Linked DNA regions of Homo sapiens: region 2 is linked to region 1. A link is an interaction called in ENCODE POLR2A ChIA-PET data of the cell type or tissue named here. Cell type or tissue: PC-9. All regions are shown on one strand. Links, peaks and the distances in the headings refer to the core of each region. The heading gives the core; the rest is flanking DNA.

Evidence for each region. Peaks named below come from ENCODE experiments on the same cell type or tissue, not always from the same donor. Only the 100,000 strongest peaks of a DNase experiment are listed, where the experiment ranks them.
Region 2: POLR2A ChIA-PET joins it to region 1 with 9 read pairs; 6 of 35 experiments call an interaction of 5 or more read pairs at or near these places.

What each region holds. Positions count from the first base shown.
Region 1 is chr17:64,485,322-64,489,321 of GRCh38, reverse strand. It overlaps POLG2 (DNA polymerase gamma 2, accessory subunit), which reads left to right. Exons shown (of 8, transcript NM_007215.4): 5 at 3,454-3,594. It also overlaps a transcript of MILR1 not described here. Among named protein-coding and RNA genes, the nearest start is that of POLG2, 9.7 kb to the left of the region's middle. In PC-9, for the core only: no CTCF peak of the experiment used is centred there; no DNase peak of the experiment used is centred there.
Region 2 is chr17:64,599,820-64,607,407 of GRCh38, reverse strand. It overlaps SMURF2 (SMAD specific E3 ubiquitin protein ligase 2), which reads left to right. Exons shown (of 19, transcript NM_022739.4): 2 at 768-806. Among named protein-coding and RNA genes, the nearest start is that of SMURF2, 59 kb to the left of the region's middle. RefSeq lists a silencer at 4,799-4,848. In PC-9, for the core only: no CTCF peak of the experiment used is centred there; no DNase peak of the experiment used is centred there; H3K27ac peaks cover 2,107 bases.

The DNA.
Region 1 (4,000 bases), core at 1-4,000:
TCAGCAATATACTGTAGAGCTTTTCCTTCTCCTCCATTTTTTTTTTAAATTGGTATTTCACAGATTACTTTCTCAGGGGGTTACAGTGTGTTACTGTCATTATTTATTTTGATGGTCAAATTGTCCTAGACTTGGCCAGTGTCCTTTTGACATATTTCCATCATTGTCTTGACGAGCACTTCCTTACCTTTTGTAGCAATATATTGTTCCAGGATCATCAGTGAGCCAAGACTGTGCTGCTGCACTCCAGCCTGTGCAACAGGATGAGACCATGTCTCAAAAAAAAAAAAAAAGAAAAAGAAAAAATATATAGCAAAAACATAGGAGTTTATATATAATGAGTAGAAAGTAGATTAATTTTTATTTTTTTATTTTTTGAGACAGCATCTCACTCTGTTGCCCAGGCTGGAGTGCAGTGTCGCGATTCCCAGGTTCAAGCAGTTCTTCTGCCTCAGCCTCCTGAGTAGCTAGGACTATAGGTGTGCGCCACCACGCCCGGTTAATTTTTGTATTTTTAGTAGAGACAGGGTTTCACCATATTGACCAGGCTGGAATTTTTAAATATGAATAACTAATGAAAAACTAGAAGGCTTATTAACTGGTGAACATTTTCCTTTAACTCCACCACCATCACACTTCATTTTGGGGTACTCAGCTCTCAAATGAAACTTATTGGTTATTATCATAGTTAACGAACAGCTCAACCTTGTGACTAGGGATTTAAAGATGATTTTTGTATTGTGGCTATTAGTGTCTTATTTTGTTCTTTTTTTTCTTTTGTATGAAGAATGGGGTCTCGCTATGTTGCCCAGTCTGGTCTTGAATTCCTGGGCTCAAGCTGTTCTCCTGCCTCTGCCTTTCTGAGTGCTAAGATTACAGGTGTGAACTACCATGCCCAGATTATTTTGTTCTTTTATTGGTATCATTTTCACTAATGAAGAGTTTTCCTATTGCAGAAATTTTTCTCTTCCATGACATTGTTCCTTTTCTGTTTCCAGAGTTCACAAAATTATTTATCATTAGTTGAACATGTTATAAAATATTAAGTAGAATTTCTGTCATTTAGTATGCTTTCTTGAAATGTTTCTGAGGCCATTTCTTTCTTTTTTTAAAATTATTTAATAGAGATGGGGTCTCGCTGTGTTGCTCAGGCTGGTCTTGAACTCCTGGGCTCAAGCAATCCTCCTGCCTTAGCCTCCCAAAGTGCTGGGATTATAGGCGTAAACCACTGCACCCAGCCTCTTAGGCCATTTTGTATCTGTTTTTAGTTGATTTTATGGTTAATGTCCAAATATATTTTTTAGAGAACAGTGAAGCAGACCAATAAAGGCTGAAGAACAGTTAGGATAGAAAAGAATTTATTCTGGATAGTGTGAGAAATCAGATATTGTTGGAAGAGTTGCCACCAGATATCCTGACATTGTTGGATATCCAATTTTCAAAAAATTAGAAAACAATAAACAATCTTTTTTGTTTGTTTTAAATAGGGATGGGATCTTGCCATGTTGCCCAGGCTAGTCTCAAACTCCTGGGCTCAAGTGATCCTCCTGCCCTGGCCTCCCAAAGTGCTAGGATTACAGGAGTGAGTCACTGTGCCCAGCCTAAAGCATTCTTCATAAAGATTCAGATTTAGATTTTGTTTGATTCAAAGCGCACCACAGAATCTTTCAGTACTTGAGTTTGTCTTTTTTTTTTTTTTTTTTTTTTTGAGATGGTGTCTCACTCTGTCACCCAGGCTGGAGTATAGTGGCACAATGTCTGCTCACTGCAGCCTCCACCTCCTGGGTTCAAGTGATTCTCATGCCTCAGCCTGCTGAGTAGCTGGGATTACAAGCATGCACCACCATGCCCAGCTAATTTTTGTCTTTTTAGTAGAGGTGGGGTTTTACCATGTTGGCCAGGCTGGTCTCGAACTCCTGAACTCAAGTGATTCGTCCACCATGGCCTCCCGATGTGCTGGGATTACAGGCATGAGCCACTGCTCCCAGCCCAGTTTATCTTATTAACTATCAGTTCGACGATAACTGTGTGAAATACAACTGGTAGAATAGAGTCCCAGGTATCAGAAAGTTTACTGCCTTTGAGGGCAAATTCTTGTGAATCTTTAAAGTATCATATGCAATTCAAATAGGTTTAAAATGTCAGTACATATATGTATTAATGAAGACTGTGGTTGATCATGAATAATTAACAGAAGCTGAGGATTTAAATTTGTGGGGTTTTCTCTCTTTTTTTTTTGTTCTGTGACTCTAGCTAAAGGTGGTTATTTAAGTATTTTTAAAAATTACATGAATATCCAGGTGAACAATGATTTACAAAAAAAGAAAGATGAAAGTGGAACTGTTTTTATCCAAAACTTAAGAAATTTCTAGGATTGAAATTTTTAAGAAGTTTGAAATGATTCCTCTTCAGTTTAGAGAAGAAGTAAGTCTGTTTATCAATACTTAATTCATATCATGTACTATGTGTAGTTTGTTTTCATAATTATGGCTTTAATGCAAAAAGTAAGTTTTTGAAAGATTTCTTTTTTATGAAAATAACTTTACGTTTCAGAAAATTATACTCCAAACCCCTTTCCCTAAAGCACACCATTTTTTTCCCTAAGGCCTCTTTTGAATAATCAGCAAACAATTTTTACTTAAAAGTGTTACCTTTCGAGGTAGGGCGCAGTGGCTCACGCCTGTAATCCCAGCACTTTGGGAGGCTGAGGTGGGCTGATCACCTGAGGTGAGGAGTTTGAGAACAACCTGGCCAACATGGTGAAACCCCGTCCCTACTAAAAATAGAAAAAAATTAGCCAGACATGGTGGTGTGTGCCTGTAGTCCTAGCTACTCAGGAGACTGAGGCAAGAGAATCACTTGAACCCGGGTGGCAGAGGTTGGCAATGAGGTGAGATCATGCCATTGCACTCCAGCCTGGGTGACAGAGCGAGACTCTGTCTGTATTAAAAAAAAAAAAAGTGTTACCTTTCTGAATACTAACTCTGAGCTCGGAAGCATTAAAGAAATAGTCTGTAGGGCTATTGAAAAAATTGATGCCTAAGTCCCTCTCCAGTTGAGTTCGTTCAGAATCTCTGGGATAGAGCCCAACCAAGCACCATAGTTTTAAAATTCACATTTGGGCCTCGCTGATGAAACACTGAGCTCAGTGAGAGCAGAGAATGCATCTTTATCGTCTTCGTGGGCCCAGTGCCTACCACAGGCCTGGTACAGAGTGGGTGCTTTGTAAAATGAAACTTTACTTTTGTATTCTGATTGTGTAAGTCTAAAATATGTACTCAGGAGGCTGAGGCAGGAGAATCACTTGAACCTGGGAGGCAGAGGTTGCAGGGAGCTGAGATCATGCCACTGCACTCCAGCCTGGCCAGGTGACAGAGTGAGACTCCGTCTCAAAAACAAACAAACAAAAAAAGTTCTGTGAAATGATTATTTTTCTTCTGTTTTTCTGTGAAGGGCCGAGATGGACGAAAAAATGTGGTTCCTTGTGTTCTCTCTGTAAATGGGGACCTAGACCGAGGCATGCTGGCCTACCTCTATGATTCTTTCCAGCTGACAGAGAACTCCTTTACAAGAAAGAAAAATCTTCATAGAAAGGTGCTGTTGATATTTCAGAGATAGACTTGGGAAACTAAAAATATGGGTTTGTTTGTTCTTAATGTTAGTGTGCTCGGTTTCTAACATAAACTCTAAATAATAAATTTAGTGCATGTAGTCTAAGTATTTTTCAGTTTTTTTAGAATCTGGCCACAGGAATAAGAATCAGGTTCTCACAGAATAGAACAAGGCATCCCTAATAAGTAATCCCAAAGGCATTTCTGTTTAATTGTGAACAGACAGCTATCTCTATGACTCCTAGCCCCTGAACCTTTCCACTGTGGGCTTCCATTTGTATCAGAAGCTGAAGCATTGGTACATAGGAGGAAGAAAGACCCGGATCAGGGAGACCTGTGCTATTGACCTCTCTGCCCCAGGTGTCTGGCTTCTGGTCTTGTGCCACATG
Region 2 (7,588 bases), core at 207-4,206, 120 kb before region 1:
GATCCGCCCGCCTCGGCCTCCCAAAGTGCTGGGATTACGGGTGTGAGCCACTGCGCCCGGCCAAAATTTATCCTCTTTAAAGTGGGCAATTCAATATTTTTTAGTGTGTTCACAAGGTTGAGCATCCATCCGTGTAAGTAATTTAATGCATATTAACTTGGAAAATGTGGATTTGGGATATCTAGTTTTAATATATTAACTTTAAATTCTTAAAAGATATAGTAGACATATCTTGTCATTTAACTGATGATTTAGGAGAAGGTAATTTGATTTCTCCCATGAAGTTTCTGTGGCATTTAGATGGAGAACAGAATGTTATTTAAAAAAAAAAAAAAAGAAAAAAAACTCATCTATATCAGGAAAGCTTTATCTTTATTTGTGATCCTCTTCAGTATAAAATTATTTCATCCTTAAAATAGATATAACAACCTGACTTTACATATCTCCTTTGAACTATTTTTCCTATTGCCACTGAGTTTCTCAGAGAGTAGATCTTGATGGAAGATAGGAATTGAATTTCTACCTTATTATTAGAATATCAGATTTATAAACTTTCTTGCCCTCAGCTATTACTGGTGATCATTGAAAGTTGCAACCACTGGTTCAACTGTCTTTTATTTGCTAGTTCGAAAGTTTGTGGTCATGTTTCATACCTTGCTATAGTTAGGGTTTAACTATTCACTGCTGTTTTCCGTGTTTTAAAATGTAACAGTACACTCTTAACATTTTAATTTTTCCCATGTATTTTTTGTTTTTTTTTTTTACAGTACTCTGTGCAAAAAACCTGGTGAAAAAGGATTTTTTCCGTAAGTAAATTAACTTTAAATCTTGTGTATTGTATGTAGATCTTTGGGAACAGCGTTTTCAGAATTCTCTGGTTTAGGGGTTTCTCTATTCAGAAGTATTGTCAGTGTTATTTTATTATGAATGCTTCGGTTCAGAGCCATTTGGCATCACATTTTTTTTTTAGAAGGTTTTGTGCTTTTTAGGCTTAGCCCTTTCCTTTTATTCACCTCTCCCACGTATTTATGAGAATGAGTGTGTATGCAGGTGTGTAAATGCAGATGTGTGTAATGTATATTGAAGGTGTGCATACTACTAGAGTTCTAGAAAAGGTTTAAGAGATTATTTTGTGAACACTTTCTTCCTTTTGAAAATTTCATGGGAAACTTTACTCATTCAAGATTCATTGGAAGGTAGAAAAGTCATTGAGCCTGCTTGGAATTTCCAGAGTGTGGGAAAGAAATCTCTGCCACATTTGATCCTAGATGCTCTTACCTCTCAGATTCCAAAGCAGATGTTTGGTTCCCATATATGCCTTATATTTACCAATCTGTTGTAATTTTTTTTTCTGGCTTTATTTAGTACTAAGTTTTATGAGAGGGGATTGGGAAGTACCCAGCATGTATATTACAATCTTTATTCTGTTGTAGCTTTAAGTTATTGGTTAAAAATGATATAATTTTTAGTGAAAAAAAAAAACTTCAGCCAACAAAATTTTTTATGTAAAACATTTGAAATTAGAATAGAGATGATTCATTAAATTTTTAAATTCAAGTCACGGGCTATGTGTGCTGTTTGATTTCATGTGATAGTAGATGATTTTCAGGGGCTTGATTAAAAGAAATAAGATATATATATATATATATATATATATATATATTCTTTTTAGAGACAGGATCTTGCCCTGTCACCCAGGCTATAGTAGAGTGGCACAGTCATAGCTCACTGCAGCCTCAAACTCCTGGGCTCAAGGGATCCTCCTATCTCACCCTCCTGAGTGGGTGGACTGCAGACACACTTCACCACGTCCAGCTAATTTATTTATTTATTTATTTACTATTCTTTGTAGAGGCAGGATCTTGCTATGTTGCCCAGGCTGGTCTCAAACTCCTGGTCTCAAGTGATCCTCCTACCTCAGCCTCCCAAAGTGCTGGGATTACAGGTGTGAGCCACTGTGCCCGGCCAATATAATTTAAAATTATACTTAATTCATTCCACTTGAAATTTTATTATTTTGAGTTTTTGTAGAGCAGAACCTGAATTAAAGTTTATAAAATAACATCTTATAAAACTATATAGTTATAAATGTTTATGGTTATCTTTCTGCTTATATGAGAAAGCAAATAGGATAATTTGGAACATAGGACGCAAATTATAAGCAGTTTAAATTTATGTACCATGTGCCTTCTCGCCAGAAGCTTGTCACAGTGGAAGGTCCCAATGGCCACAGAACTTCCCATCTCTCCCTGTTGCCTCCAATCACTGTTATCTGTCTCAGGCTGCTGCTCACTTCCTACCTCATCCCTGTTGCTACTAACTGAGGTGTACTTTTTTTTTTTTAACCTTTGATAAGGTTGATCTAAGGTAGGATTTATACTAGTGGGCTTGCAAAGTGGCAAATAGGGTTGGACAAGGAGAAAAGGGAGGGAAGTAAGGGGAGCACTTTTCCTTTTTTTTTTTTTAGACGGAGTCTCACTCTGTTGCCCAGGCTGGAGTGCAGTGGTGTGATCTCGGCTCACTGCAAACTCCACCTCTCGGGTTCAAGCGATTCTCCTGCCTCAGCCTCCTGAGTAGCTGGGATTACAGGTGCACGCCAACACGCCTGCCTAATTTTTGTATTTTTAGTAGAGACGGAGTTTCACCATGTTGGTCAGGCTGGTCTCGAATGCCTGACCTCGTGATCCTCCTGCCTTGGCCTCCCACAGTGCTGGGATTATAGACATGAACCATCGCGCCCGGCTGAGAGGAGCACTCTTACAGCTGCTTCTGCACTCTCCAAGACATCTGCTCTGGTTTTGAAGATAAAATCTTCAGTTTTGTCTCCCAGCTTTCCTTTTCAAATTTCCTTCCTCTCGAGTCCCAAGACACAGCTTCTCTAATAAAATATCCAGATATTCTTACCTCATTTTTCCTAGGATATCTAGAGGAATCATATATTAATGTTTTATAAACCTTTGAGAGCTGATTGTTAACCCTTATATGATCTTTGTCCTTAAATTGTAAGTGAAAGAAAGAAGGAAATCTTTTCCCTTTTTCATGGGTGTAGGCAGTAAAAATTGATAAAAATTCTAAGAGTGTGAACTTGCTTTAGGGATAAGATTAGGGGAAACAGTGTGATTATCTTTAAAACTTAGAATGGGAGACTCTTGATGGCCTGGAAAGAGAAACAGGAATGGTAATCCTTAGGGCTTCAGAGGGGAGTTAGCCAGGAATGGAAGTTACCTCCCAGGTTCACACTGGCCAAGGTCGCAGGTCCATTCTGTGGTAGATTTACATGTATACTTATACAGATTTTTGACCTGTTAAGGGTTGCCCACATTAATTTCAGAGACAGTAATTCCTAAATTCTTCAATTAAATATAAATGAATGTGTGTTTATTGATCAGTGCAGTTATTAATAGTAAAATATAGTTAAGTTTTTGCTTGCGATTCAGTTAAAATTGTATTGAATGAGAAAAGCAAATTTTAATACAAAGTACGACTATAGGGTGATGAAATAGATATATATTTTTCATCGCAGGAAAAAATACACTGCCATGTGTTGTCTTTTGAAGAGTAATTTGTATGTGAGGTAATACTGTTTATTGGGCGCTATCCTTGTTGAGAAAAGTTTTTTTAACTCATGTTTTTGAACTGTTTTCAAGCTTATTGGCTTTTAAAAATAAGTCACTTCCCCTTTCCCCCAGAATTTTAGCAGGAAAAATTTCAAACATAAAGCAACAGATAAAATAATTTTATAGTAAAGACCCACCATCTAGATTCTACCATTAACTTTATCACATATTTACCCATTTATTCATTATGTTTTTTTTTTTTTTTTTCCCCCGACGGAGTCTTGCTCTGTCCCCCGGCTAGAGTGCAGTGGCGTGATCTCGGCTCACTGCAACCTCTGCCTCCCGTGTTCAAGCAATTCTCCTGCCTCAGCCTCCCGAGTAGCTGGGATTACAGGCATGTGCCACCACACCCAGCTAATTTTTGTATTTTTAGTAGAGACGGGGTTTCACCATGTTGGCCAGGCTGGTCTCGAACTCCTGACCTCATGTGATCCGCCTGCCTCGGCCTCTCAAAGTGCTAGGATTACAGGCATGAGCCACTGTGCCCTGCCTTCATTATCTGTTTTATGTGTATTTTTTATATGAAAAGGAATGTTTTCATTTAGATTTGTTCTTCTGCAACATTTTAAAAAAGATTTCTGTGTAAGGTAATAAGGTGTTTTATAGGGGGCCAAATTGAAGTCATTTAAAACCAAGATGGGTTGGCTAAATGTTGTGTATGTTTTTTTTTTTTCTTGGCCCAATTGAAAATGAAGCTGTTTTCTTTGGAAGGTAGCACACTTTTGAGTTGAAAATGTTATTTTATTATTATTTGCAGCTTTTCAAGTGCATTTGTGTAGTAAGGAGGTTTTTGAGCTTTAGCTATTTTACATGTCTCAGAAATGATGGGGGAGAATTGAGACAAAAAAAAATTTTTTTTTTCCCTTGAGACAAAGTCTGTCTCTGACACCCGGGCTGGAGTGCAGTGGCGCGATCTCGACTCACTGCAACCTCCGCCTCCCAGGTTCAAGCAATTCTGCTTCTGCCTCCTGAGTAGCTGGGACTACAGGCATGTGCCACCACACCCGGCTAATTTTTTGTATTTTTAGTAGAGATGTGGTTGCACCGTGTTAGCCAGGATGGTCTTGAACTCGTGACCTCGTGATCCACCCACTTCGGCCTCCCAAAGTGCTGGGATTACAGGCGTGAGCCACTGTGCCTGGCTGAGAAATTTTTTAAAATGCAGAAAGTTCTCTAGCCACTTTGTGTTTACCACTAGATGTCTCACTAACTTCAGAAAACCTGATAGTTTTTGACCACATGGGAGTAACTTGGCTCTCAAGTTAAATTTTTGGAGAATAATATAATCAGGTTAAGTTGAAACCTATGTATTTTTTTATTAAGGTATTGAACTGGTGTTTTTGTTTACTGTGTTATTTAACAGAAAGGGAACATAAAAGGCTGTGACTTTCCTACTTAATTAAGGATCTGGAAGCCACATTTTGTATGGAAAAAATTGTTTTTCTTTTATTATTTTATTTTTTTATTTCAATAAGTTTTGGGGGAACAGATGGTGTTTGATTACATGAATAAGTACTTTAGTGGTGATTTCTGAGATTCTGGTGGACCCATCACCCAAGCAGTGTACACTGTACCCAGTGTATAGTCTTTTATCCCCTGTTACCCCCACCCTTTCCCCCAGTCCCCATAGTCCAGTATATCATTCTTACGCCTTTGCATCCTCATAGCTTAGCTCCCACATGTGACTGAGAACATACGATGTTAGGTTTTCCATTCTTGAGTTACTTCACTTAGAATAATAGTCTCCAATTTTATCCAGGTTGCTGTGATTATTTCTTTTTAATGGCTGAGTAGTATTCCATGGTGTATGTATGTATATGTGGTGTGTGTGTGTGTATATGTAGGTGTGTATATATATATATACACACACATATAATTATATATAAATATATACATATATAATTATATAATATAAACATATATATACACACACACATATACACACACACACACACCACATTTCTTTACCCACTCGTTGATTGATAGGTGTTTGGGCTGCTTCAGTATTTTTGCAATTGTGAGTTGTGCTGCTACAAACCTGCGTGTGCAAGTATCTTTTTCGTATAATGACTTCTTTCCCTCTGGGTTAATACCTAGTAGTGGGATTGCTAGATCAAACAGTAGATCTACTTTTAGTTCTTTAAGGAATCTCCACACTGTTTTCCGTAGTGGTTGTACTAGTTTACATTACTACCAGCCGTGTAAAAGTGTTCCCTTTTCACTGCATCCATGCCAACATCTGTTATTTTTAAATTTTTTGATTATGGCCATTCTTGCAGGAGTGAGGTGGCATCGCATTATAGTTCTGATTTGCATTTCCCTGATACTTAGTGATGCTGAGCATTTTTCATTATGCTTATTGGCCTATCTTGTTGATATATCTTTTTTTGAGAATTGTCTATTGATGTCCTTAACCCACTTTTTGATGGGATTGTTTGATTTTTTCTTGCTGATTTGTTTGAGTACTTTATAGATTCTGGATATTAGTCCTTTGTCAGCTGTTGTTTTTCTTAATCCTTAATCTTTTTTTCCACTGAGATAGGGTCTTGCTCTGTCAACCAGGTTGGAGTGCAGTGGCATGATCATGGCTCACTGCAGCCTCGGCCTCCCAGGCTCAAGCAATCCTCCCATTTTAGCCTCCTGAGTAGCTGAGACTACAGACGTATGCCACCATGCTTGGCTAACTTTTAAATTATTTTGTGGGGGATGGGGGGTGGTCTTACTATGTTGCCCAGGCTGGTTTCAAACTCCTGGGCTCAAGTGATCCTTTCGCCTCAGCCTCCCAAAGTGCTGAAATTACAGGTGTGAGCTACTGTGTCTGGCCAGTCCTTAATTCTTTTTCATTTTATTTTTTTAAAAAAGCAAGAAACCAGAGAGACTTAATTCTTCAACTAGTTTAATAACACCCAAAGGGAAAGTTTAGAAATGTGATTTTTTTGTTTTTGCTCATAAATACACATTTATATGTTTATTTATTTAAATAGTAGAGTGAAAATAACAAGATAGAGTGAATTCTTCCCAGGAGGAAATCTTCATTTATTGAGGGTGGAGGTAAAAACATTCTTCCATTGAACACATTTATAAATGGTTAGGTGTTACTGAAATACTATGCATAGCACTCAGCTTCAAGAACAATATAGTCAAATAGATTTAATACCCTAACTTACCAAGTTTCTTTGAAACTTAACGCCTAAATTTTGGTCCTCCTTTATTATTTGGAAGCGATAGATCACAGAATCATAGAATTGGGGAACTGATAGGTGATTTGTCTGTCCTTGAAACTTGGCAAATTAGTATCTTAAAAAAATTAGCATTGATACCAACATGCAAAATTTCTCCAGTCACCAACACTTAACGCTGTTTTGTTCTAGTATTTTCAGCTGTCCACAGGAAATCTACTCTATCCCAATGTCTAACACATGAAGTGACATTTTTGTCTCTCTAACATTTTTAGTTCCACCTTTTAAATTTTTGTCAAAAGAATCATTTTCATTATTGCTTTGGGCTGAAAACTGTATTGTCATCTTTGATACAAGTTTCTTATTAATTTGTATTAGATCTTTCAGAATAGCTCTCTTGTCATTTCCTTTCCCTTTCCACATGACTTCCCTCATTCAGGGTCTTTTCATCCTACTGTTGGATAATTACAACAGCTTCATATATGGTCTGCCTCTAGTCTTTCTTTCTCCTAGTGGGCCCTGAATACCACTGATAGAAAAATATGACTGTAGTTACAGCCATGCTCAAGAACCTGAAATGGCTCCCTGTTATCTACCTCAATCAGTCCAAGCCCTGTTGCCCGACTTTTAAGCCTCTCTTACTGGGTCAGTCATATTTCCAATAGTATTTACTTTTACACCTTAGCACAAGCTCTTTGGTTAGACTCTTCAAAGTCTTTTAAATATTGTATTGTCATACCCTCCTTGGTGCTCTTCCTTTTGCTAGGAAAGTCCTCCTTCTCCTGTATGCCC